Linked DNA regions of Homo sapiens: region 2 is linked to region 1. The links are chromatin loops, found by intact Hi-C in ENCODE. Cell type or tissue: adrenal gland. All regions are shown on one strand. Each heading gives the region's core, and the rest is flanking DNA. Links, peaks and the distances in the headings are about the cores only.

What was found. Hi-C counts contacts between places; a loop is a spot of excess contacts. Peaks named below come from ENCODE experiments on the same cell type or tissue, not always from the same donor. Only the 100,000 strongest peaks of a DNase experiment are listed, where the experiment ranks them.
Region 2: it touches region 1 in a loop (2.2-fold over the local background); 5 of 110 quality-filtered maps call a loop at or near these places.

What each region holds. Positions count from the first base shown.
Region 1 is chr3:37,736,491-37,748,113 of GRCh38, reverse strand. It overlaps ITGA9 (integrin subunit alpha 9), which reads right to left. Exons shown (of 28, transcript NM_002207.3): 20 at 11,131-11,210; 21 at 6,295-6,384; 22 at 4,080-4,188. It also overlaps the pseudogene RPL21P135. Among named protein-coding and RNA genes, the nearest start is that of ITGA9-AS1, 120 kb to the left of the region's middle. RefSeq lists enhancers at 4,660-5,337, 5,740-6,548. In adrenal gland, for the core only: a CTCF peak has its summit at 6,246 (motif pointing right); a DNase peak (open chromatin) is centred at 6,283; H3K27ac peaks cover 1,018 bases.
Region 2 is chr3:37,549,833-37,561,455 of GRCh38, reverse strand. The region is part of intron 15 of ITGA9 (integrin subunit alpha 9); the gene reads right to left. Among named protein-coding and RNA genes, the nearest start is that of ITGA9, 100 kb to the right of the region's middle. In adrenal gland, for the core only: no CTCF peak of the experiment used is centred there; no DNase peak of the experiment used is centred there; H3K27ac peaks cover 873 bases.

The DNA of each region.
Region 1 (11,623 bases), core at 5,218-7,717:
CATTTTGGCGAATTACTGGAAGATGGTGGTTCTGGCCAAAAGGCCGAAATTTCTTTTGGGGGTGATTGAAATGTTCCAAAATTTTGCAACAACAAGGACGGAACTGGAGGTCATTATGCTAAGTAAAATAAGCCTTGGGAGGCAGGCATGTTTGAGACCAGCTGGGCAACGTGGTGAAACCCCGTATCTAAAACCCGACCCCCTCTCCACAAAAAAAATTAGCTAGGCGTGGTGGTGTGTAACTCTAGTCCCAGCTACTCAGGAGGCTGAGGTGGGAGGATTGCTTGAGCCCAGGAGGTTGAGGCTGCAATGAGCTGAGACTGCACCACTGCACTCCAGCAGCCTGAGTGACAGTGAGACACTGCCTCAAAAAACAAAACAAAACAAAAAAAAAAAAGAAAAAAAAGGAAAGAAATAAGCCAGATATAGAAAGACAAACATCACATGTTCTTATTTGTGAAAATCAAACAAAATTGAACCAAAACAATTGAACTCAAAACCAAAACAATTGAACTCATGCAGACAGAGAGTAGAGGGATGCTAACCAGAGGCTGGGAAGGATAATGGGGGGATGGCTGTGGCGGGGGGTGGTGGGGATGGTTAATGGATTAAAAAAATTGAAAGAATAAGACCTAGCAATTGATAGCACAATAGGGTGACTATAGTCAATAATAATTTAATAGTACATTTTAAAGTAACTAAAAGAGTATAATTGGATTGTCTGAAACACAAGGGATTTCTTGAGGGGATGGATACCCCCATTTTACATGATTATTATGCACTGCATGCCTGTATCAAAACATCTCATGTATCCTATAAATATATACACCTACCATGTACTCACAAAAATTAAAATGAAAAAAATTTAAAAATATTCTACAACTAGATGATGATGACAGGTTCACAATTGTGTAAACATATTAAAATAATTGAATTGTATGCTTTAAATGGGTGAACTTTAAGGTATGTAATCATATCTCAATAAAGGTGTTATTTTTAAAAAGATGAGTAAAATATAAAATATATAAGTTTTGTCAATTTAAAACTAAATGTTTAAAAAGGATAAGTAGGAGAGAGGAAGGAATGACATGCTGCTTGGTGGCCTGGGCACTAGAGAGAGAATCCAGGGAATCTGCAACTCTGAAGTTGAGGTCAGAAGGGCAGAGCCAACAAAAAGCCAGAAATCTTACCAGGTCTTCACACATGACAGGATGTATGAAGATCTAGCTCCAGCTAGCTCTTCCCTAGAAAACTGTGTCTTTGGTTTTCTGCAATAGTTGGTTCCACTTCAAAGAATAAATAGATAAAAACTGATAGAGCAGATGAGTGGGTTGCCAACTCCTGATTCAAAAAAGAACAATATTCACCAAACAACCTGAAGACATAGAAAAGGAAGGAATATCTGACCATAGCTGAAATAACTAATTTGAAGTGAAACATGAGTGCACAGAATTAAAAAGAAACATCCTGGCATGTCTGGGAAATCCCATTTCAAGCATGAATGGGGTAAGCAATGAAGAAAAGGATGCTGATTTGCACTATTTCACTCATCAGAGCCAGGAGGACAGGAGAGCTTGTATTACCATCTTTATTTTTAACAAATGTCTTTATACTGGATTCTCTGCAAATGTTCATGTGTAATATCTGCATTATTTTTGGCCATTGTTTTTCAGGTGGGGAAATGCTTTAAATTTTGATGCCAAAAAAGCCTCTTATTGTCGAGAAATTAATGTGTCTGTTTAAAAACTATGATGAAATGTAAAAAGCAGGCCCAAGACTAGTATTTCTGCCTTTCTCCTGTGTACAATGGCAGTGGAGCCTTTAAACAATTATGTAGCTTGTTGAATAACCGATTTTTAAAAGCATAGAAAAATCTGTTCATATGGAAAGTCTTATGTTCTCCTTCAGGAACAATATTACTGGAATAAGGAAATATAGAAACATTTTCTCCGTATTCCTGGCCTCCTTCCACAGTATTTTCACCTTCTGGTCATTATCACTGCCAAGCTGGTTAGTGACCTTCCTGCAGGACAACCACAATAACAACCATTATACCAATAAATAAGTAGTCAGACAATTCTCAAGGAAAAAGTGGGCTTTGCTAGCACAGAAGGATCTCCTTCTAATCAATGGCACACACTATCAATCTTTCAGACCCAACTCTCTCAACCCTGGATTGAATGCTGTGCACTTCCTGAGGCAATGGATCACGGAGGAGTTTATCTAAGGGACATGCCAATCACTCATTCCCCAGGGCTGGATTCTCTAGCCTGAGTCCTATTTCAGGTCAGATGTGAAGAAAACTATTTGCCTGAATACCAAACTTTAAACTCACTGTAAAAATTACCTTCAGAGAAACAACTGGAAGGATAAGCTGCATACCCTCAGATTTCTTTCTTTTGTTCCCCAGAGGGTGATAAGAACATTTGGTATATTCTGTGCAACCCCTGTTCTTCTTTTCCTTCTTTCAACACTCATACCCTCTTCATTACATGGTCTGTGTTACTTGAACCCTTCTAAATAATTTTCTGAACTACATCTTTAATTGCAAGACACCCCCAAAACTATAAGAGTAGGAAAGAGTAGAAACAACTAAGATGAAATAAACCCATCAGGTCTTTATCTATTTCCTACCCAATTACGAAAAGCAAAGGAGAAAAATAAAATAACTCTGAGAAGCAATTCAGAAATGCAGAGGTGCTGTTCACAGCAATCACTCTACTGTCTCAAAAACAAGCTCTAACCCCATCCTTCCCTTTCTCCCCTGTAAATCAAGAGCAGGGTGTGACAGCAGGGGCTTAGTTGGTCAGAAGGCACATCCTCTGTGAGCTGGGGACATGTGTTATGTATCATGGTTTCGCAGTCTGTTGCTGGGAGAATACTCTGGGGAGAGGAAGACCATTGTTTGTCAGAGCCCACAAATGTTTTACTGCCACATTCTCTAGACCCTCACCCTGTCATTATTTGTCATCCCCTAAGTCCACCTAGGAGAGGCCACAAGGAAAGAAAATAATTATTATTTAGCCACAGCAGTGAATGCCAGAGTGGGAAACCATCTCTCCATGGGGAAGGACGCAAGAGGCAGAGAAGAGTTCTGGGAGGTAGAACCAGAGAGTGAGGAGATATGGACTGTTGTGTCCTATGGGTGAGTTGGGCCCATCTCCTTCACTTCATCCACACAGGGTCCGGCCAGTGCCGCCAGGTCTTGGCCCCAGCCCGGCTTCTCCCAGCTCTGGGACCTTCAGGATATCCTTTCTCGCTTGGGCCTACATTTCATGATGTGAAAATTATACGAAATTCAAATTTCATTGTCTATAAGGAACTAAAATTTTGTTTCTGTGTTATCTATGGCTGCCTTTGAACTACAGAAGTATGGTTGAATAGATGCTGCAGAGGCCAAATGGCCCACAAAGCCTAAATTACCCCATGGCTCTTTTCAGAAAAAGTTTGCTGACCCCCAACTAAGAGAAGAAACAGTGTCCTTCATGAGGTCCACAGTCTACACCAAGTGGACTTGCTGGAAATGATGCCTGTGTGCCTGGGCAAGCCAGCCATGGCTCAGTGAGGGAGCAGCGTGCCTCCCGTGGGGGCTCACAGGGGCTCACACTCCTCTGTTCTTATAAAACTGCCCTTCCGAAAGGCTGTTCCCCTGCAGGAGGAGTGGGCTCCTGGATGAGCTGGCAAGAAAATCTCAGGAGGAAGGGACACAGCAAATCCTCTGAGGCAGCCCTGCCCAGAAGGTGGGGAATGATGGAGAACAGAAAGGGGTCCTCATGGGGTCATCTGGGCTGGGACATTGGCTGAGGCCTCCACCACACAGAGGGCTTCTTGGGGAAAACTGGCATTCATGACGTGGACCTGTCCTTCCAAATCCTGAAAAAGCAGAGGGGCCTGCACAGCAGAGTACCAGGCATCGAAAAGGATTCATTCTGTGTGTGGTTACAGATCTCACACACACACCACACCAGCCAACCACAGAAGGGTTTCTCCTGACAAGAGCTTAGCCCTCTGTAGGAGAGACATCCCATGTGCCCTTCCGTTAGCCCCCACGGACAGAGGAGGTCTCCAGGAGTGGGTACCTGAAGGGTGATATTGATGGGCTGAAAGTGACACTCCAGGTCATCCAGCTGAATGAAGTTGGCTGCGTCCACGGACTCGCCATATACAAAGGAGGTTGGAGACATGATTCTGAAAGAGGAAAGCATGAAATCTGTCATCCCCACCCACAGTCAAGCACCCATGGTCACTGCCATTCTGAGAAGCAAACATTTGTCTCAATTTAATCCAGTGTCTTGCACCCAGTGCTTCCCTGCTGGGGCTGTTACATAGCCAGTCTGTGCTTTCTGACCAGGCATGAATAGTAGTGTCTTCTCATCTTAGGTTACGTCAATAAGCTGCATGGAGAAATATGCACTGGGATTACCTTTCTGAAATGACAAGATTATCATAGCTTTGACTTTTTAAAAACTGGATTATAAAAGTATACATTTTCTGTTTTGTCATTCGAAAAATGTTTTATGGGTTGAAGAAGATGATCATAAGCTTTTAAAAAATAAATATAAATGAGTTATGTATTTGGCATCCTAAACCCCACTCTATGACAAATTCACTTAAAAAACTTAAATTTATCAGACTGCCAAGATGACTAGAAGTTAGGCATTTGAAAGCTGAATCCGTTCATTGATAGCATTTTCCCTTGGATTTCGGAGGCTACATAAGAGGTGAGAAGAATTCAAGCTCAGTTTGCAGCAATGCTTTCAATGTTGCTTATATGAACACATTCCTGAGAAGAAACAAAGCTCTGACTGACACTCCCAGACAAATATCGACTTCTAGATGCTGGAGGCCACTCACTCACCTAAACACAACAATGGCAGATTTTTGAGACTAAGTCCGAATAGACAACAACTCATCCATTTTCAATGTTTAGTGCATTATTTTAGTAAGGTAGTGAGTTCCCAGCATTACCAAATGGCAAGAGCTGTTTTAGGTTCCTGGAGAGATCAGAGGTTGACTCATTTGTTTAACTGATGGCTTCATCAGGGGCTGTTAACACCTCCCAACAAGGTCCTCTAAGGACTGATTACATGATCAAGTGTCTGGGGGTGGTGGGGAGAATGTTTTCTCTTTGTCCCCAAGGATAGGGCTTGGTTCTGGGTATATTCTTGCTGTGCCTTTGATGAGACAAGTAAATAAATGATACAGTTAAAAATAGAGCTGTGAACAGAGGCAAAAATATGCTAATTTGCAAATATATTCCATCAGTACCTCATGTTTAAAAAACATGACCAAAAATGCCAAAAGCTCAGGAGCAGGAATGCTTGGAGACTCATTCCACTGGCTCCCAGCAGTGCGGGCTAGTGCAGGGATGGCTCTCCCTGCAAGGGATCAACATTTCTACTGCTAATCAAGGCTGAGACCCAGAAGCACTTGAAAACCGAAAAATTAGAAACTGTGAACCTCCAGAAAGTTCAGCTTGCATTTGGGTCAAGGGTTCAGTGGGTCCTCACCTGATCTAAACTAATTGTGTAAATCTTTTTTCCACTATCAAAGAGGTATGCACTCTGTTTTCTGAAGCTGGAAAGAAATGGAGTTCTCATTTTTCCAAGCTGGGGCTTTGGTTGAAAACTGACACAGGTTGTTTCAGGTCTCCACAGACTGCAGCCCAGGGTCCTGCTTTCCAACAATGCCAGCGGCACTGAATGACCGTGGACTTGACCCAGACAGACAGTGTGGCCGATGGGATGGTTCCCTGCCCATTCCAGACCATTATAGACATCAGGAAAAGCCACCTCTGGCTCTGCAGAGGGAGTTAACAGAAACAAGCAAAGCCAGCACTGCCTGTGGAGCTAATCAGAAAGTGGTCCTCCTGTGAGCCAGGACTGGAGACACATCTGGTGATAATCTCTGGCCCAGCAACTTCCAGCTGAGATTTTAATCCCAGGAGCCATGCTGCTTGTTACCATACAGCATTCTGGAGGGACTAGGGGCGGATGAGAATATATGCACATAAAGGTATATGGAATGTTCAAAGAAATTATGGGGCTTAAACTTGTCATCAAACTTCTCAGATTATCTACCAGGTGGGTGGGTAGGTGGGACAGAGGAGAAAACAAGGAGGGAGGAGTGTATGAGTTACTGCAGCTAAAGCTTCATCCTGCTTTTCAAGGCTGGGAGGAAGTGGAGGTGGCACAGCCCTTGGCTCCTGGCTGGCTACACATGCAAATATGAGAAGCACAGTGTTCCACTGGAGGGCACTCCTGTGTTGTGGCAACCCAGGACCAGGCTACTCACCCGGTGATGGACGTGTCCACCTCGTGCATCAGTGGCACCATCAGCACGAGGGTGTTGTCATGCAGGGATTCAGAGCGCTCCGTGTTGCCACTGTGCAGAGAGAGGAGAATGAATGAACGCTGGCCAACACTAGCTGTCCAGCAGTGGGCTTTCTCTGTTCCACTTTAGAGTTGAATCTCTACATTCTCCAAGGGCAGATGGCACCTCATTGCCTTCAGTCTGTTTTTGGTCCCTGTACATATCTATCAAGGGCACTCTATTGTCTTGGTTGTGTTCCACACAAAGATTTGAGTGTAAGTAGTTTATTCGAGAGGTGGCCCCAGGAAATGCCAGTAGGACTGGAGAGTGGAGAAGGGAGAGAGCAAAGGAAAGGAGACAATAAAGGCATGCCATACAGGAGGGTCGTGCTGTCGGCAGCCAGGGCCCAGTCTCGCGGGGACTCTGTGAGGCAGAGTCAGTCTTCCTAGCTGAGGGCATGGGAGCCAGGCCTTTATCCACTGACTCCTGAGAGCTGCTGTTGCTGCTGCTGGGGGTGGGGGTGGGGTGGAATGAACCCCCTGGCACCTGCCTGTCAGGCAAGTGAGTGGGCTCTGGCCAGAGAAAGCCTCAGCAGGGTGGCTGGTGCTGGGAGCCGGAATCTGCCCAGTTTGCGGATAGATTGGGAAGGGTGAGGGCTGAGGGGTTATGGGCAGGGCACCTACTGTGTGTGCTACTTGTGTAAGTGCCTGTTCCACGAACAATGGACCAATGAAGTTAGGGTATTGCAGCCAGGAAGGAGTTGCTAGACTTCAGCAGCTATGTCTCACCTGAAAGGACCACCCATCATCCATGGACAGCCAAGCCCAGGAAAGAGGCCCTGACCAAACCTACCACTATAAACATCATGGAAGCTCTCGCTATAGACCCTGGCTATAGCAAGTCTATGGGGGTAGATCAGGCATCGATATTTTTGAAAGCTCCCCAGGTGATTCTAAAATACATCCACATAAGGCCTCCGGGTGAGAAAGCACAGAACGGGGATTCTTGTGAGATCATTCTGGAAAGGTGAACATGAGGGAATTGATGCTGTTAAGTGGCTACTATGTGCCAGGCACTATGCCGGGCATTTCTCAGCATGGCCTCACTGAGACCTCAGAGCAACCCCAGAGGGAGATGGAGCACCCACCTTTGACAGGTAAGGAGCAAGTCAGATAAATCAGGTAACTGCCCAAGGCCCCCCTGCAAACCAGAGCTGAGATTCCAACCAGCTCAGTCAGACTTCAAACTAGGGCTCTCTCAGCTGTGACTCCTGCTCCTGATGCCAGATTTGGGAGCGAGAAGGAAGAGGAGCAAAAGAAGAAGGGAGGAGAAGGAACAGGAGGAAGAGAGAGAAGACCTAGTTTCCCTTTATTACTTTATTAAATTTCTAATAGGAATTGTGATCATTATTCCTTGGGAAAATGCGTGGCTCTTGGGTACATGTTCTTGAACCTACATTCACAGTTGGTTCCCAAGTTCACCCTGCATGGGCGGAAGAAAAGAGTCCCCTAGACCTGCTGAGGCTGGCTCAGCTCATCCTGACTGTTCCCCACCACGCCGTTCCCTGAACATCTGCTGAGTCCCTGTCTGCTCTGTGCCCTCTCTCTGCCCCCTCCAAGCCCTGCCCCACTGCCTTCCTCTCTCAACCAGCAAGTGCTGAATGGCAACAGCACTTAAATAGCTCTCACATCCCCTCTCCTTCTCCCTCCTATTGTTCTGAAACAATGGTGCTGTGTGACGCTGACCCCATAGGGCCACAGTCTCTGCCCTGGCTCCTCATCTGTCTTCCTACATGGGGTGACATCAGTCCCTCAGGGGCATCCACAGTTTGCAAAAGCAGCAGGATCAGGTGCCCACACAGCCTGACTTCCTTGTCCTTCCTTTCCCAAGGGGTGACAAAAGCCTTGGGATCACTGCTGTGGGCAGGCCAAAGGCGACTCCCCTGTGGATGGGTTAACACCATCCTGGCCCACTCCCGCCCCCACCCCAGCATCCTGCCAGGTCTTGCCCTGCCGTTTGTTTGGCCGGCTCAGGCCCAACCGTCTCATCTGTCATCGTGTGACTGCTCCAGAATGAGCTAAGTTGAAGAGTTGAGATAAAGACGTCAAACATCAAAAGGCTTCCCGTCATTCCAAAAGCTAATGAGCTGGGATACTTTCCAGTGGTCTGCAAAAGCCAGGCTGGTGGCTGCTGAGAGGAGAGGTTCAAGAAACTGCTCAGTCTCAATGTTATGTCCCCCTAAATCTACAAGTAGGCAAAGAGACCTTCAAAGGGTGGTGATGGAAGAAAGGAACAATTGAGATTTTAACTGTAGTTTTCAAGATAAGGAGCTTTAAGGATCTTTCCGTCATAGCAGGGAGTCAAGCGCTGTGTGTGGGTGCCCTCCGGGGCAGTCAGACCATATCTTCACCAATGCCTGAAAAGAAATGAGCATCTGAAATATTCTGGTGTGTGCTTAGAAGATAATATGGTCATCTTAACATTTGTGATTTAAGAAACTAGAAATTTTTATATTATTGAAGCTACAGATCCTAGGGCTTCCTGAAGCTATGCAGCACTGTTAATGTACATAGGGGGTGTTCTTGAATTTAGTAGGTTACTGTCATTTTCTCATGTGCCCAGCATTTAGCACTGCAACTGGTAAATATAAGGTGCACAATAAATATTTACTGAGTGAAAATGTGCCCAGCACAGAGTAAGGGATTATAAATAGTGGTTCTTAGCCTTGGCTGCTCATTAGAATCATTTGGTGAGCCCTTCTGAAAACTCCATTGCCCAGGTCTCACCCCAGGCAGAGGCAGGGTCAGGGTCTCTGGGGATAGATCAGGCATCGATATTTTTGAAAGCTCCCCAGGCGATTCTAATATGCATCCAAAACCAGAGCACTGCTGCTGTGTGGACATGTTATTCTAACAAATGAACCTTTCACAATTGCAATACTGGTTCCCTGCCCTCTCTGACTGTTATGATTAGCCCTGAATTAGGTGGAGGCAGGAAGTGTCTTCTATTTTGACAAGGGAAATCTCTTCCATGTCACATTCCTTCCCAGGCATACAGGCTGCCTCAGGTGTGGAAGGACCAAGAGAGCACATTGATGGGTCTGCCCAACAATGGCGAGTGTTCTGTGGATCCAAGAAATGGCAAGAGAATGAGAATTTTCAGGTTTGAATGGGCATCTGCCGCCCCTTATCAAATTCATCAACCTCATGCTCTGGGGCCAAGCTGTTGCACTGTGCCACTCCCCTTTTCAAAAACTTTCAGTGGCTCCTCAGTGCCATCAGGATATAGTTCAGATTTTCTAGGTGACCTTTGTCCCCCATGGTTTAGCGCCCAGGCTCCTCTTTCAGCCCCATTCCCACTGTGCTTGTGTGCTCCCCATCCTTCTTCTGAGAAGGTGCACGAATCCCCAGTACACTCTCGTGCCCACCACCTACACAGGTGTAACAGGGCTTCTTGCCCCATGGACAGCCTCACTGCCGTGCCCATGTTGCTTCAGCCTGAAAACAGACTCCTCTGTTTAAATGCTACCTCCCCACTGAAGCCCTTCTGGATTTTGTGCAATGGGAATGAAGTCTACCCTATCTATGCTTTGCATAGGCTTCTATTAGATCACAGTCATGTTTTATGTGATGTAAATTATGTGATCTTGAAAATAGTGTCAATAGAAAATAACCAAGTCTTGTGGACCAGTAAAAAGAAGCGGCTAAAAAGACATTATTGGGATAACTGGCATAATCAGAACATAAACTGCGGATTAGCTAATAGCATAGTGTCAATGTTCAATTTCCTGAATGTGATAACTATACTACAGTTTATTAAGAGAACAGCCTCATTCTTGGGAATGCACACTGAAGTATTTATGAATCAAGAGGCATGATTTCTGCAACTTTCACATGGTTAACAAAAAAAATTATATAGAAAGAGGATGATAAAATAGATGAGGCAAAATGTTAACACTGGGTGAATCTGGGTAAAGGGTATATAGGAGTTCCTTGCACTATTCTTGTAAGACTTCTGTTAAGTTTAAGATCATTTCCAAGTGAAAATGAAAAGGTTGCCTTGGGTGTCCAACCACCACCCCAATCAAAGCTTGTGTCTCCCTGTTCACCCACCTGAACGCCCCTCCCTCCACTGGAGCTGCCAGCCAAGTGCTACCTAGATGCTGCTTCAAGGCATGCTGGATCTGCCCTGGAGAAGGCATCTTGTAACTCCCCAGAAGCCCCCACAGGCACTCATGGCTATCCTGGAGAGGGGCGGGCACATGCTACTGAGGGGAGAAGCTGCCACCCCACGATCCCCTTTCCTATCCATCCACTTGGCTTCCAAATTAAGCCCTCTCTTGAGTAGCATCTCTTGGGGCCTCTGCCAACAGGCTCAGCCAGGCCCTCAGGCTGCAGGTGACCTGCCCACTCCATCAAGGGATACAGCACCATGTCCAAAAGCAGCAGTGGGCCCAGCCAGACAATTTGCAGAGGACATCTGTCTGATCTGGGAAATACACAGCCAAGTGGGAACTGACCTTGGACTAGAGCCTCACCCCCCTGGGCCTGTCTCTCCTCAGCTGTAGAATCATCACCTCTGAGTGGCTGATGCCCAGTTCCTCTCAGTTCAATCTGCAGTGGCGGCTATGCAAGCAGCACTAGGCAACCACCATCCCCAAGAAATCCAATTCCACTTTGCGGCTCAAGGCTTTATCACTGAGTAACCATTTCTTCCTCCTCAGCATCCTGGGATTCATCAAAGCTTAACCAGGACACATCCTTTCCTGGTCCCATAAATCTCTCATCTTTGAAAAAAGTGTTTAAACCCCCCCCTTACCTCTGAGCAGTAACAATGAAGCTGAGAACTTCCTCTTCCCCAGACAGGTGGCTTGTATCAAAGATCACGCTGAATTCATACTAGTGAAAAAGGAAGTGGTATTTGGCATCAGCAGGCATTCCAAACTTAAACTGTTCTCTTCCATCTTCTGCAGTTTATGACCTCTGGAAGCTCATTTGCATGATAAGCTTTAGTTTTATGTATAGCTTTCTGACTGTCAGGCCAAAGTCACAGCTTTAACAGTAAAACCAAGCCTGACACATACTCTGGCCAGAGACCTGCTGCTCCTGTTCCGCCACCGAGGCTCTCCTTAGGAAGTGATGCGTTTACACTCTTTAACCGGGACTTTCTAAGTTTCACTCACATACCATCTTTTCAATTTCTGCCACATCTGCAAATTACATCACCTGGGATATTTGTTCATATTTTTGTTGCCTTACTCTTTTAGTTTAAAGATTGTTTTAAAAGAACAATTTATATCACTGTCATAGAT
Region 2 (11,623 bases), core at 5,383-7,882, 190 kb after region 1:
TTGATTCAGGAACTGCATATGTTTTATGAATTCACTCAGGCCTCCTTACGACAATCCCAAGGTCTCCCAAGAGATTAGGAGGTTCGACACTAGACCTGCACTGTCTGATACGGTCACCACTACCCACGTGTGCCTAATGAGATCATAAAATGGGGCTAATATTCACACCAGACTTCAAAGCCCTAGTACAGGAAAGAAGGCAAATATTTCATTAACATTTTATTGATTTTATGTTGAAATAATAACATTTTGGCTATATTGGACTAAATAATATACATTTTTATGCGCTGAACTGTGTTCCCCCAAAATTCCTGTGTTAAAGTCCTAACTCCCAGTACCTCAGAATGGGGCTGTATTTGGAGACTGGGCCTTTAAAGGGGTTGATTAAATTAAAACGAGGCCCTCAGGGTGTGCCCTAATCCAATCTGACCGGAGTCCTTAGAATAGGAGGAAATGTGGACACACAGAAACCCCAGAGATATGAGTACAGAGGAAAGACCATGCGGGGACACAGGGAAAAGGCAGTCATCTACAAGCCAAGAAGAGAGGCCTCAGGAGAAACCAAACCTGTGGACACCTGATCCTGGACTTCCAACCTCCAGAACTGTGGGCAAATACATTTCTGTTCATATAAACCACAAGTCTGTGGTCTTCATTATGGCAGCTCTAGCAAACTGATATATGTTATTGAAATTAGTTTTACCTGTTTAACTTTTTCAATGTGGCTACTAGAAAAAAAAATGCTCATCATCACCGGTCATCAGAGAAATGCAAATCAAAACCACAATGAGATACCATCTCATGCCAGTTAGAATGGTGATCATTAAAAAGTCAGGAAACAACAGATGCTGGAGAGGATGTGGAGAAATAGGAACACTTTTACACTGTTGGCGGGAGTGTAAATTCGTTCAACCATTGTGGAAGACAGTGTGGCAATTCCTCAAGGACCTAGAACTAGAATCACCATTTGATCCAGCAATCCCATTACTGGGTATATACCCAAAGGATTATAAATCATGCTACTATAAAGACACATGCACACATATGTTTATTGGAGCACTCTTCACAATAGCAAAGACTTGGAACCAATCCAAATGTCCATCAATGATAGACTGGATTAAGAAAATGCGGGACATATACACCATGGAATACTATGCAGCCATAAAAAAGGATGAGTTCATGTCCTTTGCAGGGACACGGATGAAGCTGAAAACCATCATTCTCAGCAAACCATCAGAAGGACAGAAAACCAAACACTACATGTTCTCACTCATAGGTGGGACTTGAACAATGACATCACTTGGACACAGGGCAGGGAACATCACACACCGGGGCCTGTCGGGGGGTGGCGGGCTGGGGGAGGGATAGCATTAGGAGAAATACCTAATGTAAATGATGAGTTGATGGCTGCAGCAAGCCAACATGGCACATGTATACCTATGTAACAAACCTGCACGTTGTGCACATGTACCCTAGAAGTTAAAGCATAATTTTAAAAAAAAGGAAATTTACAATTACAGATGTGACCACATTATATTTCTATCAGACAGTGCTGCTCTTGAGTTTCCACTGTAGGGACAACACCTCAATTCTGGGCAGAAGGAAGGGAGGCACCACTGCCTTGGGGCCCCCCTTCACCTAAATCAAGTGTCTCACTGCTTGCCACCAGGCCTCCCAGGGAGCCAGGGAGCTGCCTTTCAACACAAGGTAATGGCTCCGTGTGGTTTTCCTTAAAGGTTACACAGCCTTGAACCATTTCCTGAAATTGTTTGAGTCATTCCCTCATTCTTTCTGACATATTTTAAGTAAGCTGGACAGGCACGTGCAACAGAGTGTATCTGAGCCTCCAAAATTACCATCTGGCAGCTCTTTGTTATTAAACAAAGAATTAACTCACAAAAGGCTAACAAGAGGCAGCAAGGACACCTGCTTGGAAATTCCAGCTCAGTGGATTTACAGAGGACTCTTCTGATGCATTTGCGTATTTTTCAGTGGGCTGAGCTTAGCACTTTAAAAGCAATGCCTCATTTTATCCTCACACCAACCCTTTGGGGTAAATATCTGACCCCTGCCCTTTCACATTAGATTTATACCCAAGGAGCGAGATTATCCAGAAAGCAATCCCTTATTAAATGACCTCAAAATGGTTATGGGGTGTATATGTGTGTGTGTGTGTGTGTGCTCACATAGTTTCATCCATCACTTTTCCAGATTCAGAAAAGTTTGATTTATTACAAGAGGGAAAAAAATCTCTCCTTTCAAGTTCAATACGTTAACTCTTTACTCATCCTTAGAAATGGACAGCAAGGAAGAAACAACGCTGGAACCTACTCCATCATTTATTTGAGAAATAAAGTGTTTTGGGGGTCCTATTCCCAGGGTGACAGTGTTGAATGCCATAAGCTCCCTGCTTTAAAATAACCTATGCTCTGGTACAGAAGATAAAACACAAATATCCAAGTAACACAAATACAGGTGGAAAGAAGGTGCTAAGACAGCTCAGATGTGAGGGAGCTCAGCACCAGAAGGCCCACAGCCCACCCTGGGGAGAACGGTGAGAGGAGGGTTAGCAGAGAGGAATCGCAGGTCAGGGTGGTGGAAAGTCAGCCCAGGGGAAAAAGCTCGGCAGCTGGCTCTGGAAATGGAGTACGTTTCACACAGGCAGAGCCAGGAGTCTGGAAGGCATGGGAATGCTTCACTTGCCAAGTCATGGTATTCAGAACGGATGCCCCAGCAGACTAGCTCCTGGGAGGCAGCGGTTATGGCTTACGAGTCTCCATCTGCCCCGGGCCCAGCACAGTGTCTGGCACACAATGAGCACTCAATAAATAGGGTGCCATCCAAATCGGAACACTTGAGAGTGAAATAGAGAACTATTAATGATTATGCTGGGACAACAGGCATAAACCAGGACTGTCCCAGGCACACCTGTACATAGGACACTACATCACTGATGTGTGTAGAAACAGAAGTGAATTGAAAATAGAGAAGCAAGGGGTGGGAGGGACAAGTGTGGGACTAGGCCAAGTAAGACAGTGCCCCGAATGCAGGCATGAAATAACCTGAGCTGTTGGAGGACAGGGCCCAGTCTTTTTAATCTTTGTTTCCCCTCCACCAGACACAGAGCTGTGTACCCAACAGGTACTCAACACATGCTGGTGGGCTGAAGGCATGGACCAGACTTCAAGCTCTTCAGAAGAGGTTTAAGTGACAGTCATTGTTTAAACTGCAGAGGCCACAGACAGGCAGGGAAGATCAAACAGAAGTGCAGAGAACCTCCAGTCCCCAGGACTCCTGCCTGCCCTGGACTCACAGACCCACATTGAGCTTTCCTCCCACCTCAGAGCACGGACACACGTGCACAGGAGCGGCTGAAAAGTGCAACCTCGTCCAAGACCAGGAGAAACCTAGCACCAATCCACCCAGAAATGGGCCATCCAGAATGGAGTTTTCTCTTTCTCAGACTAACTAGGTAATAATAATGAGAAAAGCCATCATCTTTTGCATTCAAAGTCATAGAACTAGTTGGTTGCTGGATGGGATTCAAACCCAAGACTTGGCTGCTTACCAGCTGTGAGATCTTAAATAAATTAAATGCTCTAAATCTCAGATCCCTCAATGGTAAAATGAGATTTTATTTTATTTTTATATATGTAGATATAATTCTGATACAATTTTCTGTATATAATCACATATTAACATATGTAATTGTATTCTTTATAAGGACTTCATGTACATGTAAAACATGTAGCATATAGTAAATGCTCAATAAAAGATAGCTATTATTGTTACTGTTACAACTTAATTTCTTCTTTTTATTTACATAGCCCTTAATACATTTTTTTTAAAAGAAGCAACTCTCTGTCACCCTCTTCACACAAATCTCCTGGGATGCATGTGAATAAACTATTCATCCACCATTGGACCCACCATTGTTCCAACTCCCATGAACTGGGGCTAGGGCTGTCTTGTGAAAAGACCCCCAGGCTACCTATGGATGGCTGCTTCGAAGGGGTGGGTTTCCTCAGCCTGGGCGCTTCCCTAGCTCTCTGTAGGTGACAGAATCCTTTCTGCCGCACACAGCGTACTCACTACAATCAACAAATTCCCCATCTGCAAAACAGAAGTCACCAAGGAGGCTGGTGGCCCACAGTAACCTGTCAGGGAAGAAATATAGGAGGCCACCATTTTCTCACAAAATGCAGGAAGGACCCATGCAATTTCTAAGCTGGCTTCTCGTATTCTGTTTGCCCCAAGAAAGCAGACCCAAGAAAAGGAGAAGGAAAACCACTTTAAAATTTTCTGCTTAATAAGAGCTTGTACCTCAAGAGCTTCCTGGTCTCTGAGAAGGGGAAATAGATTTCTGACATAGCTGTGTCCAAAAACACTGCAGTGAAGTTTAAAAAAACTGCTGAAAAGTCAAGCTCAGTCAGTTGACTGCTGACAACACTGTCCTTCAAGCAATAGGCAGAGAATGCAGAAGAAATTATAGCCCACACCACCCTCCTATAAGGGGCACCCCCTCCATTAACACACATCAGCGTGGGCTGGCGAGCTGCACTAGGTCACATAAAGTCAGTGCTGCTGACTCAAGCCTGGCCCCACGTTGTTGATGAGGAGCACTCGCTCTCACGGTCAGTGTGAGGAGAGAGGCATCTGGCCCCTCCGAGGCCCACTTGCTTCTGATACCTGCATCAACTGCCAGCTGGTGGCTTTGTCCGTTTTCCCCTGTAACTTTTGGTATCTATGTCTTCGAGCTCCTTGCTTTGTGGTCTATGGACCAGCAGCACCAGCGTCACCAGGGAGCTTGCTAGAAATTCACCTCAGATCTGCTGTATCAGGATCTGCATTGAACAAGGTCCCAGGTTCTTCGTGTGCACGCTAACGTGAGGAGTCCTTGTCAACCAGCCCGTGAAGATGACTGAGAGGCTCTGGCTTGCTCTGGTCCAGAGAGAAAGAACGTGCCAGCTCCGAGAGCTGCCTTACCATTTGCCCTCTTCTCTTCCCACATTTCTTATTTGCTCCATACTTTCTATTTTCTTCTCACCATCTGCTTCTAATCATTTTTTAATCCCCCAAAAAACTATGAAACGAGTCTTGACCCCTTCCAAATGCAGAGGCAGTTAGAAAGAGGAAAAGATTTGCAGGGTAGAGCAGAAGGAAAAAGGGGCCCAGTGTTTACCAGACCCCTACTAAGAAGTCAGTATTCTGCTCCCCATTTCAGCTGAGGACACTGAAGCTCAGCAGTAAAGGTGAAGCAACTTGCCTGAGACCATGTGGTTGATCAGAGCAAGACCTGGTCCACCCTGGCCTGGCCCAGCCCCTGCCATGCTAAGCAGGAAGAGTGCTTCAGTTCATGTGCTTCACACATGTTGAGTTGAAAGGGAATCTTTCCACCCAGCACTAGCAAGAGCATCAGGAAGGAGGGCTTTTCTACGCTAAAAGGCAATATTGTAATATGTCCCAAACCTAAAATGCCTTCCCTTTCCCACTGAGCAATACCACTTCCATCCTCTGCACTGCCACCTTTTATCTAGTTCTATGCCACTGAAAACAGAAAACATCACATCCAAGATGGTGACATCCTTTGAAGGACCCACTCAACTTGGTGAACCATCCAACCTTCTTCTGTTCTGTTTCCCCCATTGTATATGGGGCCTGTATGTGGATATAAACATTTGTGTGTGATTGTTCCAAAACACTAGAGGGAGAGATTATGTTCCATGGTACACTTGCAACTCAGGTTTTAATCAGCATGTCTAAGTACAACGTGAAACAGTCAATGTGACCTCAATCTATTATTTGTATTTCCATTTGGCTGTGTGGCTTGATCTGTGTGACTAGTGCCTTGGGAGGCTCCATGCTGTACTGTGGCAGGAGCTGTGAGTTGTCTGTCCAGTGTCTGTCCCTCTCCTTCTTAAAAATCAAACTTCAATATCTGCACTGTCCAACATGGTAGCCACTAGCCACATGTGTTATTTCAGTTTGAATTTATATTAATTAAAAGTATAGAAAAGTAAAAAGTCAATGCCTTATTGGCACTAGCCACATTTTAAGTGCTCACAGTCATATGTGGTCACTGGCCACCATATTGGACAGTGCTGATACGGAACATTTCCTTCATCACAGAAAGTTCTGCTGGAGAGCAAAACTCTATAGTGATAGGATTTATAAGATGTCTAGCTGGTACTTAGACATCTTCCAACCTCTTTTAAAATATGGATGGTCAATGCGTTATAAGCAGAAGTCACTGGAGGCTCTTTACAGGGGCCTCAGACCAGATTATAAAGAGCCCCTTTGCATGTCCCACTTCTTCCTGCATGAAAAACACATACAATGGCTGGAGCCCCAGAGCCATTTTAGGGGTAGGAGGAAAAGATGCTCTTAGTGTTGGAGTGTCCACAGCTCAGCCCTTGGTCCCCCTCTCTTCTCTATCTCCCCTCACACCCTGGGTGATCTCATCAAATCTCCTGGCATTAAATACCATCTGTCTGCTGGCGACTCCCAAATTGATACTTCTTACTCAGACTACTACTCAAACTGAAGACTCATACATACGCATACACACTTAAACATCTACCAGTGTGTCTAAAAACAAACTCCAGATCTTCCCCCTTTCAACCTGCTCACCTGCACCTTCCGTTGAAAACACCACCAGTGACAACTCCATCCTTTTAGGTACTCAGGCTGAAAAGCTTGGAGTGACCCTTGATATCTTATTCCCTCACAACTGACAATCAAACCCTCAGGAAATGCTGTAGGATCCCCCTTCAAAATGCACGCAGAATTTGACCACTTCTCACAATGTTACCACTATGGCCCCAGTGGAGCCACCCTCTTCCCTGGGTAACGCTCAGTCTCCTAACCCCGTTCCTGCTGCTCTACCGCCTCCTACAGGCCTTCCCAACATAGCCGCCAGCAGGGGCCTGTAAAAATGGAAGGCAGGCCAGGTCACCACCCTGCCCAGATCCCTCACACACTCCCATCCCCCTCTGAGTAAAGGCAAATCCTTCCCAAGGCCTAGGAAGCCCAAGATGACCCGCTCACAACCATCACTGCCACTCTGACCTCTTTGCCCACACTGGTCTCCCTGCTCCTCCTCAGACACACCAGACACTCAGACACTGGTCTGAGCCCTCCTCCAGGAACCCGCTGTGCTAACTCCCCAGCCTCCTTCCATGCTTTGCTCAAATCACACCTCGTCAGTGAGGTCACCCTGACCCCCATAACCCCATGCCTGCACTCCCAAACCCGCTTCACTGGGCTCTATTTTCTTTCTTTTTTTCCATAGCCTCATCGCCTTCTAATGCACCTTAATTTTCTTCTTATTATATCTATTGTCTGTCTCCCCCTACTGGGATATAAACTCCCAGGGGGACAAGGATCCTTGTCTCTTCACAGCAGAGCTGAGGGCCCCCCAGCCTACGGCATAATAGGTATGCAATGCACATTTCCTGAATAAGTGAAAGGTCAGAGAACATCCTCGAGTCACTGAACCAACATCAGCAACTTCTCTTCCTCTAGAAGAGAGAGAAATTATCTTGATGTGCTTAAGCCCCTGTCCTGGGGTCTCAATTCCTGCAAGCTGAGTGGAATTCCTGTCTGATACCTCTGTGAAGACCAAAGATATTATGTTTTATTCTCAGACAGCAGTAAGAACTGGGAACTCCCTGCAGACACCATGGTACTCAAAGCGCTACTAATGACCCAAATGATCACCTTCCCCAGAGTTGAAACTCCCCTGTGCTCCCAGGAGCAGAGGAGAGAGGTGGTGAGCAAGCTATCGTACTTTCATAATCACCTCTCTCAATGTCTAAAAGCTCCCTTTTGGGGATGGCAACTAACTTTGGAAAACCACTTTAAAGGAGGAGTTAAAAATACATACCTTCAGTGATGTTGGATGTATATGTTTTTAAATATATAGGACACAAGTATTCTGTGGTATTCCTGCAGAAAATATACATCCTGAATCTAATCATGATGAAACAGACAAACTGACCTGTACTCTTCAAAAATGTCAAGGACATGAAGGAGCAAGGCTGAGTGACTTTTCCAGACTAAAGAGATGTGACAGCCAAATGCAATAGTGCGGGATTTTCTTTTGCTACCAAGGACATGAAGATAACTGGTGATATTTGAGTGAGTTCTGCAGATAAGCTAACAGTAATGTATCACTTAATTTCCTTATTTCAATAATTGTGCTATGGTTACGTAAAAGAATGTCCTTGTTCTCAGGAAATATCCCTGATGTTAGGGATAAGGGGGCATCGCGTCTCCGACTTACTCTCAAACAGGTAAGAAGTACGAATAGATAGAAAATTACAAAGCAAATGACATTTAGGGAATCTGGGTGAAGAATTTACGGTATTTCTTTGTGCTATCCTAATGACTTTTTTGTAAGACTGCTATTATTTCAAAATAAAGATTTTTTTTTTTTTTTTTAGATGGAGTCTTGCTCGGTCTCCTAGGCTGGAGTGCAGTGGCACAATCTTGGCTCACTGCAACCTCCGCCTACCAGATTCAAACAATTCTCCTGTCTCAGCCTCCAGAGTAGCTGGGATTACAGGCACCCACCACCATGCCCAGCTAATTTTTGTAATTTTAGTAGAAACGGGGTTTCACCATGTTGGCCAGGCTGGTCTTGAACTCCCGACCTCAGATGGTCTGCCTGCCTCAGCATCCCAAAGTGCTGGGATTACAGGCGTGAGCCACCACACCTGGCCCAAAATAAAAATGTTTTATGCGAAAAACGTGTGTGTGTGTAACATACACAGAGAGCTGGAGTACATGCATGCACACACGCATACGCCCAAGAGAGAAAGAGAGCGCTATTTGTCAAAAGTTTGCTCAAGTCCAATACTTCCATAATTTTTTACGCCTACCCACTTAACTTCAGGCCAATCAAATATTTACTGAGAAAATGACTCTCTCATTAAAGAGTCTAAAAATATTCCCCTTCCAAAATGAGAAGAAAAGAGGCCATGATATTAATACTAATACGTTGACTAAAAATAATGATTTTCTCTAACAATATAGGCATGAATAAAATCTATACTTTTATAAAATAAGAAATAAATAATAATTTGCTGGTACAACCACAGAATATGTTAGTCCCCTTATCCCACGCAATGAGGCTTCAGGGGCCAGGCTTCCTTTCTTTACAAGGGGTCATCTAAAACAGACTTAAGCATACATGACAGAGGAATAAGTGTGACAGTCTGAGACATGACGGGCCCTCAGAAAACCTTAGCTGGCTCCGAATCTTTCCTCAAAACAGGAATTCTCTGCACCGACGCGTCACTGCCACCTTTACCCAGATCCAGCTGTAGCGATCTGCTTTTGCATCTGTGTCCTATCTTATTGTGACACACAGCACGAAGGGAAGCTGGCTCCCCCACTTCCCCTGCTTGTGATTCCCACCCAAACACGACTTTCATTATCAGTCTTGCCTTGAAAGCCACTCACTCCAGCCTCTGCAGCCAGCCCTGGATGCCCAGAAAGTTGGCCCATGGTCTTATGCCTTCACGAAAACATAGTGTGGCTGTGTCCACACGGCTCATCCGTCTTCATTCAGAGGCCCTCTTGGGCCTGTCACTTGGATGTGTCTCGGACACCAAAGCTCTGTGTTGGAGGATAGAGATGGCAAGGGCTTTTTCCACATCTGGAGTCTGTATGTCCGGGAGGTGGGGAGGTCTGGCGAGGCAGCTCTTTGGGGTAGACTGAGGGACCAGCTACTACTCAAAGAGTGATTCCAAGGCCTGTTGCTCCTTGAGCCATGTGGATCCCACTTATTGGAACAGAGAATTCTCCAAATGACCTTAGGAATGGATGCCGTGGGAATGGGTGGAGAAGACAAAGGAAAGAATAGTGACACAATTTGGGCCACCTTGATATGTTATTTCTGATTAAAGCAATGGATAAGAAAAGGGCAGGACCAGCCCTTAGGTCTCACATGATCAAGGCACAAAGCAAGAAAACCAGATTGTTCACAGCTAGTTCACTCTGTACTAATTAAGACTAAATTCAGTTGCAGGAGGTAGGAAAACTTCCAGAGCTTAAACAGTCCTGTGGGAGGTAATAACCCCCAGTCCCCTCCAAGCAAGCCCAACAGTCAGCAATTCATGCGTCTTCAGAGTACAGAGAGGCTGCTGTGCATCTTCAGAGTGCAGAGGGGCTGGCGAACAGAATCCCAAATGTGCACGGAATGAGGGTGAAAAATAAGATCTCAATAAATTTAAATGAAATCTTTTCCATTGTTTTAAATGGAAACAATTACACTATCCAATAAATCCAGTCAAAATACAGAGTACCTCTGAACCAATGTACAAACATAAAAGCTGTCGTCTGGTGGTTTAACTGACCCCACAAATTTACTTTCCTATTATTCATCAACTTAAAAAGCCACAGGAAACAAGAAAGAAAAAAGACTCTGATAATCAAACATCTGTGTATCAGGCATGACTTGAGTGATATGACCAACTTATTAACAAACATGCTAGAAGCCCAATACTCACCAGTATGCGATATACCCATGGAACAAACAAGCACCTGTACCTTGTGAATCTAAAATTAAAAACAACAATAACAACAAAAAAACCCTCAACATATTCAGTTGTGTGCTGGAGCTTGCTGCAGTGGGTTTCCAAAAGCCAACTGTTAAATTTTCAGAAAGTTTATGAGCCAGGGTTGTTAAACACAGCCATTATTAAAAGTTAAATTGAATAAACTTAAAAATAAGTAAATTATATTAAGATAAATGTAATAAATACTCAACACTCATAACTTCCTAATTATTTTACCATACTTTACTATCATCTATGCTCTTAAAGATATTTAGAGCTATTGGAAATACTAAACAACTGTGTGCTATTGTGCATCTCTTCCTAACTCCACATTCAGTGATGTCTCATTGGTAGCTTGAAATCAGACATGATAAGAATATTTACACCAGGGAAATTTGCAAAATGCTACAAAAGTCATGTCCCCTCTTTCCAAGAGCTAGTTGTTAAACATTAGCAGCACATCACTGCTCTAGAACATAAACCCCCAAAAGCTGTCACCTCTGGGGGCCATATGCTTAACACAGAGAAGGTCCCAGGACTCTATTATGAAGAGGCAGTGAAGTCTCTCACTAGTTCATAGCCTGAGTCAGGTTACTTAACCTCTCTTTCTTCATGTAAAGCCTGTAGAAGAGTATCTGGCATATAATAAGTACTAGTTACTAATAGTTCTAGCTTGTATTTATGAGGGGTGTTACAATGTAGTGGTTTAAACCCAAGTCTTAGGAGCCAGACTTGCGGGTTTAAATCCTACCTCTGCTACTTGTCAACTGTAAGGTTGTGAGCAAGTCCCTTCACTCTTCTATGCCTTGTCTTTGAAACAGTAAGATGAGGATAAAAACAGTAACTATCTCACATGTAGTGACTCACAGTAACCAGCACATACTAAATGCTCGATTAGTGTTAGCTGCTTTTATCGCTATTACCTGAATATTATGGGAATTCTTTTAAAATCATTTTCAAAAGGAGTTTAATTACTACATTCTTTAATACTAATTCCTGTATTATTATACCTCACTTTTCCCCAAACACACTATTATCTACTAGAGAGGATTGCAGAGAAA